Linked DNA regions of Homo sapiens: regions 1 and 3 are each linked to region 2. The links are chromatin contacts, found by Hi-C or POLR2A ChIA-PET in ENCODE. All regions are on one chromosome and are shown on one strand. Each heading gives the region's core, a stretch centred on a gene start or an enhancer-like site at or near the end of the contact. The rest is flanking DNA. Distances are from core to core; before and after follow the strand shown. Region 1 has its middle 51 kb from the start of SEMA6D. Region 2 holds the start of SEMA6D (semaphorin 6D). Region 3 overlaps SEMA6D (semaphorin 6D).

What was found. A loop is a pair of places that touch in the nucleus more often than their neighbours do. ChIA-PET counts read pairs that join two places held with the same protein, here RNA polymerase II (POLR2A). Pooled maps may share reads with other maps.
Region 1: a loop to region 2 is called in a map of endothelial cell of umbilical vein, with 5 times the contacts of the local background. The contact joins the enhancer-like site here to the promoter of SEMA6D in region 2. A Hi-C loop is called at or near these places in 5 of 168 maps with a recorded cell type or tissue (DLD1, astrocyte of the cerebellum, endothelial cell of hepatic sinusoid and 2 more) and 2 of 50 pooled maps. POLR2A ChIA-PET finds 5 or more read pairs at or near these places in 5 of 52 experiments (AG04450, K562, Panc1 and 2 more).
Region 3: a map of psoas muscle shows a loop between it and region 2 (2.8-fold over the local background). The contact joins the enhancer-like site here to the promoter of SEMA6D in region 2. A Hi-C loop is called at or near these places in 9 of 168 maps with a recorded cell type or tissue (IMR-90, Right ventricle myocardium inferior, aorta and 5 more), 1 of 37 single-sample maps with no recorded cell type and 10 of 50 pooled maps. POLR2A ChIA-PET finds 5 or more read pairs at or near these places in 6 of 52 experiments (A673, AG04450, HEK293 and 3 more).

Annotation. Positions count from the first base shown.
Region 1 is chr15:47,664,789-47,667,625 of GRCh38, reverse strand. It overlaps a transcript of SEMA6D not described here. Among named protein-coding and RNA genes, the nearest start is that of SEMA6D, 51 kb to the left of the region's middle. Within about 2 kb of position 1,330, at least 4 of the 41 ENCODE cell types and tissues checked have a DNase peak (open chromatin) inside an H3K27ac peak, as active enhancers do; they include endothelial cell of umbilical vein, where a contact is called at or near this core.
Region 2 is chr15:47,716,115-47,719,014 of GRCh38, reverse strand. SEMA6D (semaphorin 6D) reads right to left here and starts at 1,510. Exons shown (of 19, transcript NM_001358351.3): 1 at 1,323-1,510. RefSeq lists a silencer at 1,389-1,683.
Region 3 is chr15:47,755,653-47,758,352 of GRCh38, reverse strand. The region is part of intron 1 of SEMA6D (semaphorin 6D); the gene reads right to left. Among named protein-coding and RNA genes, the nearest start is that of SEMA6D, 39 kb to the right of the region's middle. Within about 2 kb of position 1,257, at least 2 of the 41 ENCODE cell types and tissues checked have a DNase peak (open chromatin) inside an H3K27ac peak, as active enhancers do; they include gastrocnemius medialis and psoas muscle, where a contact is called at or near this core.

The DNA of each region.
Region 1 (2,837 bases), core at 81-2,580, 51 kb after region 2:
CCTTGGTCCTGGACTTCCCAGCCTCTGCAACTGTGAGAAATAAATTTCTATTGTTTATAAGCTACTCAGTTCATGGTATTTTGTTAGAACAGCCCGATCAGACTAAAACACTGTCTGAAGGATTATTTGATGGGAATACCGCAGAGGGGATAGTGTGTTCTCAGTACCTCTTATCAGAATGTATTTTCTCCAGCCCAAGTCGGCTGCCCTCTTCAGGCAGCCCTCTAGGAAGCCTGAGACCTGACGTGCTTGAGAATATGTGTAGCTCTATACAAATCTACGTGATTTTGTGTTTGAATGGTGTTTGTACTTACTCCTAGTGTTATGTACAATTACTTAGTGTTTCAGAAAATCAAAACTTGTTGATGATGGTGATGGTTCCAGTTATTCTTGCTTTATAACAAACCATTCCAGAATTTAATGGTGTAAAATAACTGTTTTCTTATGCCCACGGATTCTGTAGGTCAGGAATTTGGAAAGGCCATGGCAGAAGGGGCTTGGTTGTGCTCTGTGGTTTCTGGTGCTTCAGTAGGGAAGACGTGGAGGCTGACGGAATGGGTTGGCTCGCTGCTGGAATCTTCTGGAGGCTTCTGGACTCATATGCTGGATGGGTGGGCTCGTGTGACTCCAATGCTGAGTCCAGTCAGGACTACTGATTGGATTATCTACGAGTGGCCTCTCCATGTGGCTTGGGCACTCTCCCAGCATGGTGGCCTCAGGGTAGTTGGACATCCTACATGGTAACTTATTTAGGGTCGTGTAAGAGCCATGTGAAGGCCATGGGATGATAATTTGGAAAGCACTTTTCTTTCAAACACTTAAAATACATTTACATTGAGTAGCTTCATTTGCTGTTCATGTGAGGAACATACATTCCCTAGATGTAAAGAATAGGGAGAAAGAACAAAACAAGGAGGGAATTCTCAGGCGTGGATCACAGTGAGAGCAATTTAGCTGTATTTTGATAACTCTAAGAAAAAAATTCTGTAAGAACACAGAAATTCAGCACTGTAGTGTACCCACTTAGTGGTATATATACTCATGGTTATTGTCTGTCTTGCTCCCCCTACACAGCTCTGGTTTCAGAAAGATGCCATCAAACCAGTAAGGCTTGCTTTGTTTGAAAGCATTCTCTTAGTTGCAGTCTCCCCAATTCTCCTCCTAAATAAAAATCAAGTAGTTGGTGACTAAGCAGGAGATTATCCCTTCAATGTCACAATTTTGCCCTCAGCCAGGCTGGTCCTAAATATAATTCCTAGCACAATTACTCAACAGGGGCAAAATAGGGGTTTTCTTAGGGCAAGGCTCTTGCCATTACATATAGAGACGTGTCTGGGCCCAGCTTCCTGAAACAGGAAGGCAGTTTAATTTCTTGTTTCTTTTCACCGCCTCTTATGGCACAGTGAAGATGTAAACACTAGCTGAGCAGGAAATCTGAATAGAAGTTTGTACGCAAAACATTTTTGTAGGTTGAGATGTCATACAAAATTTCCTTTAACAGCTGGCTAAAAATTTCACCAGAAATGTTCGGGATGTCTGAACTCTCATGCTGCTGGGGATATCCATTATTATTGGCAAGCATCTAACTTTAGGATAGCAATGTTTTGCAGTCGAAGAATTGGGACACATGTCTAACAACAGAAAAAACCTGGAACTCCGAGTTTATTCTCAATACTCTTGTCTGTATTATTGCCAAATGCAGCCTCCTGAGGTTGTTTCTTCATCTGCAAAAATGGGAGTGTTATTGGTGATCTAATGCTGACTAGTTATTTTAGGCCAGTCACTATGAGTAAACTATTATTTATTTATTTTTTTGGAAACAGAGTCTTGCTCTGTCGCCCAGGCTGGAGTGCAGTGGCACGATCTTGGCTCACTGCAACCTCCACCTCCTGGGTTCAAGTGATTCTCCTGCCTCAGCCTCCTGAGTAGCTAGGATTACAGGCACATGTCACCATGCCCAGCTAATTTTTGTATTTTTAGTAGAGACGGGATTTCACCATGTTGGCCAGGATGGTCTCACACTCTTGACCTCAGGTGATCTGCCCACTTCAGCCTCCCAAAGTGCTGGGATTACAGGTGTGAGCCACCATGCCTGGATAAATATTTCTTAAATAGGGACTGAATGTATTTTGTCCAGCCCAAGTCTGCCCATGCCCTTTCTCTAACCATGACCTTATTATTTGATTAGTTGCTGTTCTGGCTTCCTGAAAAGCTTACAGGATAAAGAAAGACTGGAAGGGAAATGCAGAAAACAAAAGACAAAAGCATAAATAAAGATAGGAAAGGGAAGAAAAGGCAAGAAGAATGAAAAGGAAGATGGAAAGCAATAGTTTAGAACAATTAAACGTAGAGGAAATGATCTAAAGCTGCAAAGAAAAAAGAAAGAGAATAGATTTTCTTTGTCCCTGCTTTCTTCCTACTCAAGGGCTGATAATATCAAGCAAGAATCATTCCTACTATGACTTGAAGAAAGAAGTCAAATAAGAAACCCCACCAACTCAACAGGTACATGCTACCACTATAGGTATGTTTGACAGAGGAAGACATTAAAATAGGAAGAATAACGAGCCTCTGAAATATAAAAGAGGATCTTCTCGGTAATACTCAGCCTTGGAATTGTTAACCACGCCCCCCCACCTCCATTAAAGCAGGGCAGGTAAATACAGTCCTCCCACAAAAATTGCAGTGGGAGGTTTGTAGCAGCCATGCTTGCTGAGGTTATTCACTGGGGCTGCCCAGCATTTGCCTACCTGCCTCATTAATGCAGAGACTATGAACTGCATGCAGAGTTGATTGGGGGAACTCAATTCTCAAGATGAGCTTTGAACAACTGCAAA
Region 2 (2,900 bases), core at 261-2,760:
CATTTCAATCCAAGAATTACACATGACAGAAGAAGCTTCAAGCCCTCCTAAATTACCCAAGGAAGGAGGCTACTGTATCAGTTTCTGCAGACCAGGGACAAACACCGCCGCTGTCAAGACGGGAAATAAAAGTTTCCCTACCTTCCTCCTCACCATGCCCCTGCCAGCGGCTGCCGGCGCGAGCGGCGGCTCCCTCCCGGCTGCAGAACGCCTCTCGTTGCCGGAGAAGGGGCTCAGCAAAATTGACTCTTCCTTATTTGTTTCCATCCATAATTGATGGGGAGATGAGAACGTAACACATCTCAGCACCGAGCTCTTGTCGCCTGGCGGAGACCCTGTCCAAGACGCTTCCGTAAAGCATTTCCAGTCGGGGAACAAAGCACGGAAAGTTGCTGGGTAGAGCGGCCGGGAGGAGACACCGGGAGCCGGGTGGGCGGTGGGGTGGCCGGTGGGCTGCTCCGGGCCCGGGAGTCCGCCCGCAGCGCGCTCTGCCAGTAAGGGGAGAGGGACGGTGGGAAGCGGCCGCCCTCCGGGCCTGGGCCGGGGATGGGGATGGCCAAGTCACCCGAGCTCCCGCCCCTCGCCGGCAGGCACTACCCGGGGGCCGTGCAATCCGGGCGCTCACTGACAGGTATCCTACGCCCGCGAGGGGCTGCTCCGGCCTCAACTGCGGCGCTGCGCCCCTTCTCCAGGACGCAGGCTAATGCTCGCCCGCCCGCTCCTAGCCGGGCGCAGAGCTGCCAGACCCCGGGCGTCCCAGCGTCCGCTCTGGGGCCAACGGGCGGGAGGGGGCGGCTAAGCCCGCAGGCGGCTCCTTCGGCCTTGGCTCAGCTCTCCCCGGCTGGCTCCTGGAGACGCTGTGCCCGGCAGAGAAGCAACCCCTGCTAACCCCAGCTATGTGCGGGGGACGCCGAGCTGGCTCTGCCTGGCAAGAAACTTTTACTTGATGCCCCCTCCGCTTTTTTTCCAAGGGGGTGCACAGTGGAGGAGGGCCTCCAAGTCCACTTGCCCCTCCCCCTAAGCCGCCAGCTTTGCCAGTTTTGACGCGTCCGCCAAACCTCTCTAGCCCTTTGCGCGTCCCTTGCACGGCAGGCAGAGAGAGCAGCTTGGAAAATAAATCAACTGTCCAGTGGCAACACACACACACACACACACACACACACACACACACACACACACACAGCGATTCGGGATCTCAGGTTCCGACCCCCACCGCGCGCACACACACACACACACACACACACACAGCGATTCGGGATCTCAGGTTCCGACCCCCACCGGGCGCCACAAGAGCATTAGCAAATTGTTGAAAACGGTCTTACCTCATTGGGGGGAGGCTGGTAAGAAAAAAGAAAAAGAAAAAAAAAAGCTTGCCACGCGCAAGGAAGAAAGAAAATAAAGAAAAATATTGTAAAAATAGATATCCCTCTGTCTCCTTAGGTCTTGGCTTCCTTGATAGAATCCTGAAACTCGCCACCACCCCTTGCAGCAGCAGCAGCAGCAGCGGGACAGAGCAGGAGCAAAACAAACCGATGCACGGCAAATGGTGTAATTCGATCCATCTCCAAGTCAATCCATCAGGCGAGCCGGAGCCTGGCTCCCTCCACGCACTCGGCAGCTCCCGGCGCGGGTCCCACCCCCGGGCACGGACGGCAGGAGGCGCGGCCGGCCGGGCGCGCTCGCCCTCGCGGGTGAACCGTGGCCAGCGCCGCCTGGAGGCCCCCACCCTGGCGCCGCGGCCCTGCTGACCCCTCGGTGGCCTCCGCGTCCCTCCTCTCCGGCGCTCTGCTGCGCACCCTCCCTCTCCCCACCTCTGAGTAGCTGCTCCTTCTAGCAACTCCCAGTGCCTCAGTCATCCAGCTCGCAGTGGGTGCTGCAGCCTGCGAAGCAACCTTTTCGATTCCCTCCCTCTTTCCCTCTCGCTCACTTCTTTCAGAGCTTTCCTCCAGAACCCAGAGGACAAATCACTGCAGCCCAGGAGAGCTGCGGGCGCAGTTGTTCCGTGAAGTTCTGCCTTAGTTTTCCAGTGTAAGATTTATTTTTTAAGCACATCTTTACAAACCCGCCCCCACATTACCCCCCCGCCCCCCATTTCTCTTTATAACCACTAAGCAAAACAGCTGGGAAGAAAGCAATCAAACATTGCTTTATCTTTATAAAATACAGAAATTGCCTACTAAAAATCCCATTTCTACTTTGAATGAAAGCCATTCTGTACAGTATAATTTTGCAGGCTAATGACCCGGTTTTACAGGCAAGTGTTTCATGTAATATGTTGTGGGAGAAATGAAAATGTCCTTGAAGTGACATCATTTAAAATTGACTGTCACAAATGAAAGGAAAAAAAAAGTCACATATTCCAAAACAAGAGGATTTTAATTCAAACTTCATTTCCAAGAACGGGCTGTGTTTTATTAATTTCCAGTTGAATTATGGATCACTGAGGGCTCTAAATGGCTAGAATGAACCATGATGCCCCTGTTTAAAGAAAAAGAAGAGAGCTTTTTCCGCCAAACTTAATTTTCATTTGAGTATGGTTAATTACCGTGAAAGAGAGAAGAGAGGGGCGCAGAAAGGACTTCCTTTCCTCAATGGTTCCTGCTTTCTCCCAAACACAGTTACATGTTTACATTTAGGAAAAATACCCTGGTCCTCGTTGTTTCTGAAACTTCCAAGGACAGCCTTGAAAAGGAACTCAAAAAAGACACCCCAAGCAACTGCTGCAGGACTCATCCGGAGAACTATTTCCTCCCTAGTTAACACTGTGTAACCCAAGGAAAGAAGGGGAGAGAAGGATGAGGAGTCTTTTAAAATATAGACTCTTTCCTGCTGTTCTTCCAATTAGAAGAAAAGAGTAGGGGGCGGAAAGAACAGCTTTGGCAACACAGCTCTGTGATTTT
Region 3 (2,700 bases), core at 8-2,507, 40 kb before region 2:
TCATGAGAGTCACTGCAAATTCCAGGGGAGTCCAACCACTAAACCAGGTGTTTACTGTACCTTTTTTATGGACTTCAGGTGAAGCACACAGATATGCATGCTATCCAATGCTCTAAATATGTGTCTAACTAAAGTACAAGTCAAGTATATGTGAGTTTTAGAGTCCCAGTTTTTCAAAAAGAGAATAATATATTGCAGCAGTTTTTTTCGTGGATGATCAGTCCAGCAGTAAGTTCACATATTTAAACTGCCTTACAAAAAGCAGGTGGAATGGAAACTGTGCTGGCATCATTTTGTACTAAAGTTAAAAGAGTATGGACTTTGGAGTCAGTATGACTTGGGCATGGATGAAATTATACCACATATTAGCAAATTGGCCTGGGAACGTTCCTTCAATCTCTTTGAGCATTAGTTTCTTTATCTGTAAAATATGGATAATAGCACCTTCTCAGAGCGAAAAGGAAGCAAATGCCTGGCACATAGGAAATTCTGAGAAAAGTTAGACCTCTCTACCCATTTCCTACTGGAGAATCCTGGGTATGACCAGATTGACTTTAAGAGTCTCATAAGGGCCTGGGGAAAAGATATCCTAAAATATTAAGGTTATTTGGCCAGTTATTTTTCACAACTAGTTACTTTAGAGCACTAAAGGACTACTTATAGAATAAATTTTACAACTTGTTCCTATGTATTGGACCTGGAAAATAAAGTAACATAACAAAACAAAACAAAAAAGCAATCACCAACAATCCTACTATCCTACCTCAACAACCGCAATGATTTGGTTCTAGTTTTTTACTACAGCTACATGGTTTCCATTGTGCTGACAAGATGGTTTCGTGTTTACCTCTTCTTCTGAAGCAGTGTCTTCTTGTCTTGCTTTTCCATACTATTCTGATCACTTACAAAGACCTTCTAAAGTTGAAGTAGTATAAAAGTATAAAATGTTGCCTTAAGAACTAGATCCTGCTTTGACACCAGTCCCAAATATCATCCTCTAGATAGAAAATCACCGAATCTTTCTGCTGGATATCAGGAAAAATAATTAGAAATACCAATTAATCCCAAAGAAGTGTAGAAACATCTGCATTAAAACAAAAAGATCGTTCTGTGTCTCTTTCTCCTCCATGACAGGTAACTGAATGGTTCACATCAGGTAAGCAGAACATCCATGTCCCAGACAGCAGGGCGGGGAGGAGCCCTCACCAGGAAGAGTGTCTCTCAGCTGTGATCCCAGCACTGGGGCTGAGGATGGAATCACTGCTGACTCACTAGCAAGCACCAAGCTGCTGGCTGAGCTATCATTTCCTATAACTCATTCATCTGACACTGCAGAAAGCAATTTCTCCCCATGCCCCACCCCCTACCACTCTAATCCTCCCAAAATAAAGCCCTACCACTAACTGCTTCCTGTCTCTGCATAAAGCTGTATTTCTGAAAAAAAAAAAAAAAAAAATTACATTCAGACTTGCCATAGTAGTTATAAATGGAGGCATTTAATGTGATACATATTGCAAAAGCTGGGTGGGGGAGGGAAGAATCTGGAAATACCTGAAAGCAATGTACCAGGAAGGGGATGTCTTTGCATGTAAACCCCTCAGACTACTTAGCTCTGACTTTACATAAGAAGATATATCAGGAGTCCAGGGGTCAGTGAAATCATGATACTAGTTATGCTGAAAAAGGGCAGGCCAAGTAGCAGGATGAAATGTTGGAAAAAAACATGGATCTTGAGATTAGAAAAATCTGAGTTCAAACTTGCTTGTGCCATTTACTTCCTGGCTCTTGGGCCCTGTTTAAATTGACTTTATCTCTTTAAGCCTCAGTTTCATCAAATGTAAAATGGGAATAATTATCTTTATTACTTCATAGGCTCTGTTTAGGATTAAATGAGATAATCAGTATGAGGCATCTAACACAGAGCCTGCTCCGCAGTAAATCTTTAGTAAATTTTAACGAATATCATCATGTCTATTCTGGTTACGTCTTGTCTGGCAAAAAGGTGGAAAAAAAAAAAGCAATGTTCATTCCTTCATCTTGTACAACTATTTGCTAAACTGTTTATGTATACCATCCAAACAATGACAGGGGCATTCTTAGAGGATAAGGCACACCTTCACAGATGTACAGGCCTCCAAAAAAGAGGAAACCATCTTCCTCACACGCAAGCTTAGGGTAAAGAACATTCCTACATGAAGTCATTCCTGTTTGTGACACAGTCAGAGAGCCAGGATGCCTGACTAGCTATGTTTATTCAGTTTTTGGTATTTTATATGAACTTCTCCCATACATTCCTAATGTTAAATACTAAATATGATGAGGAAAGCTCTTAATGGGAGTTCAGAGCTGCCAGAACAACCAGGGCGTGAGTGACAGGATACTTGGGAGAAGGGAGGTACATGGAGCTTAGTCCCATACTCAGCATTTGATTTTACCTTATGGAGACTTGATGATTTTATATAATATTTATACTTATATTATTATACATAATATATTGTTATATTTATATTATATATTGTTATATTTTTATAATTTTATATTTGCTAATTTCATACAGCTTAAGGCTCTATAAAAATGAGAGTATAGCTATAAAGAAAAGTCAAATTTCTGGCAGTCACAAGTTTAGGTCCCACCAAGAAGGAAGAGTTCCAGTAAATAACCAAAGGCTATCATTTGGGCCTCTGACAAGCTACACTCTAG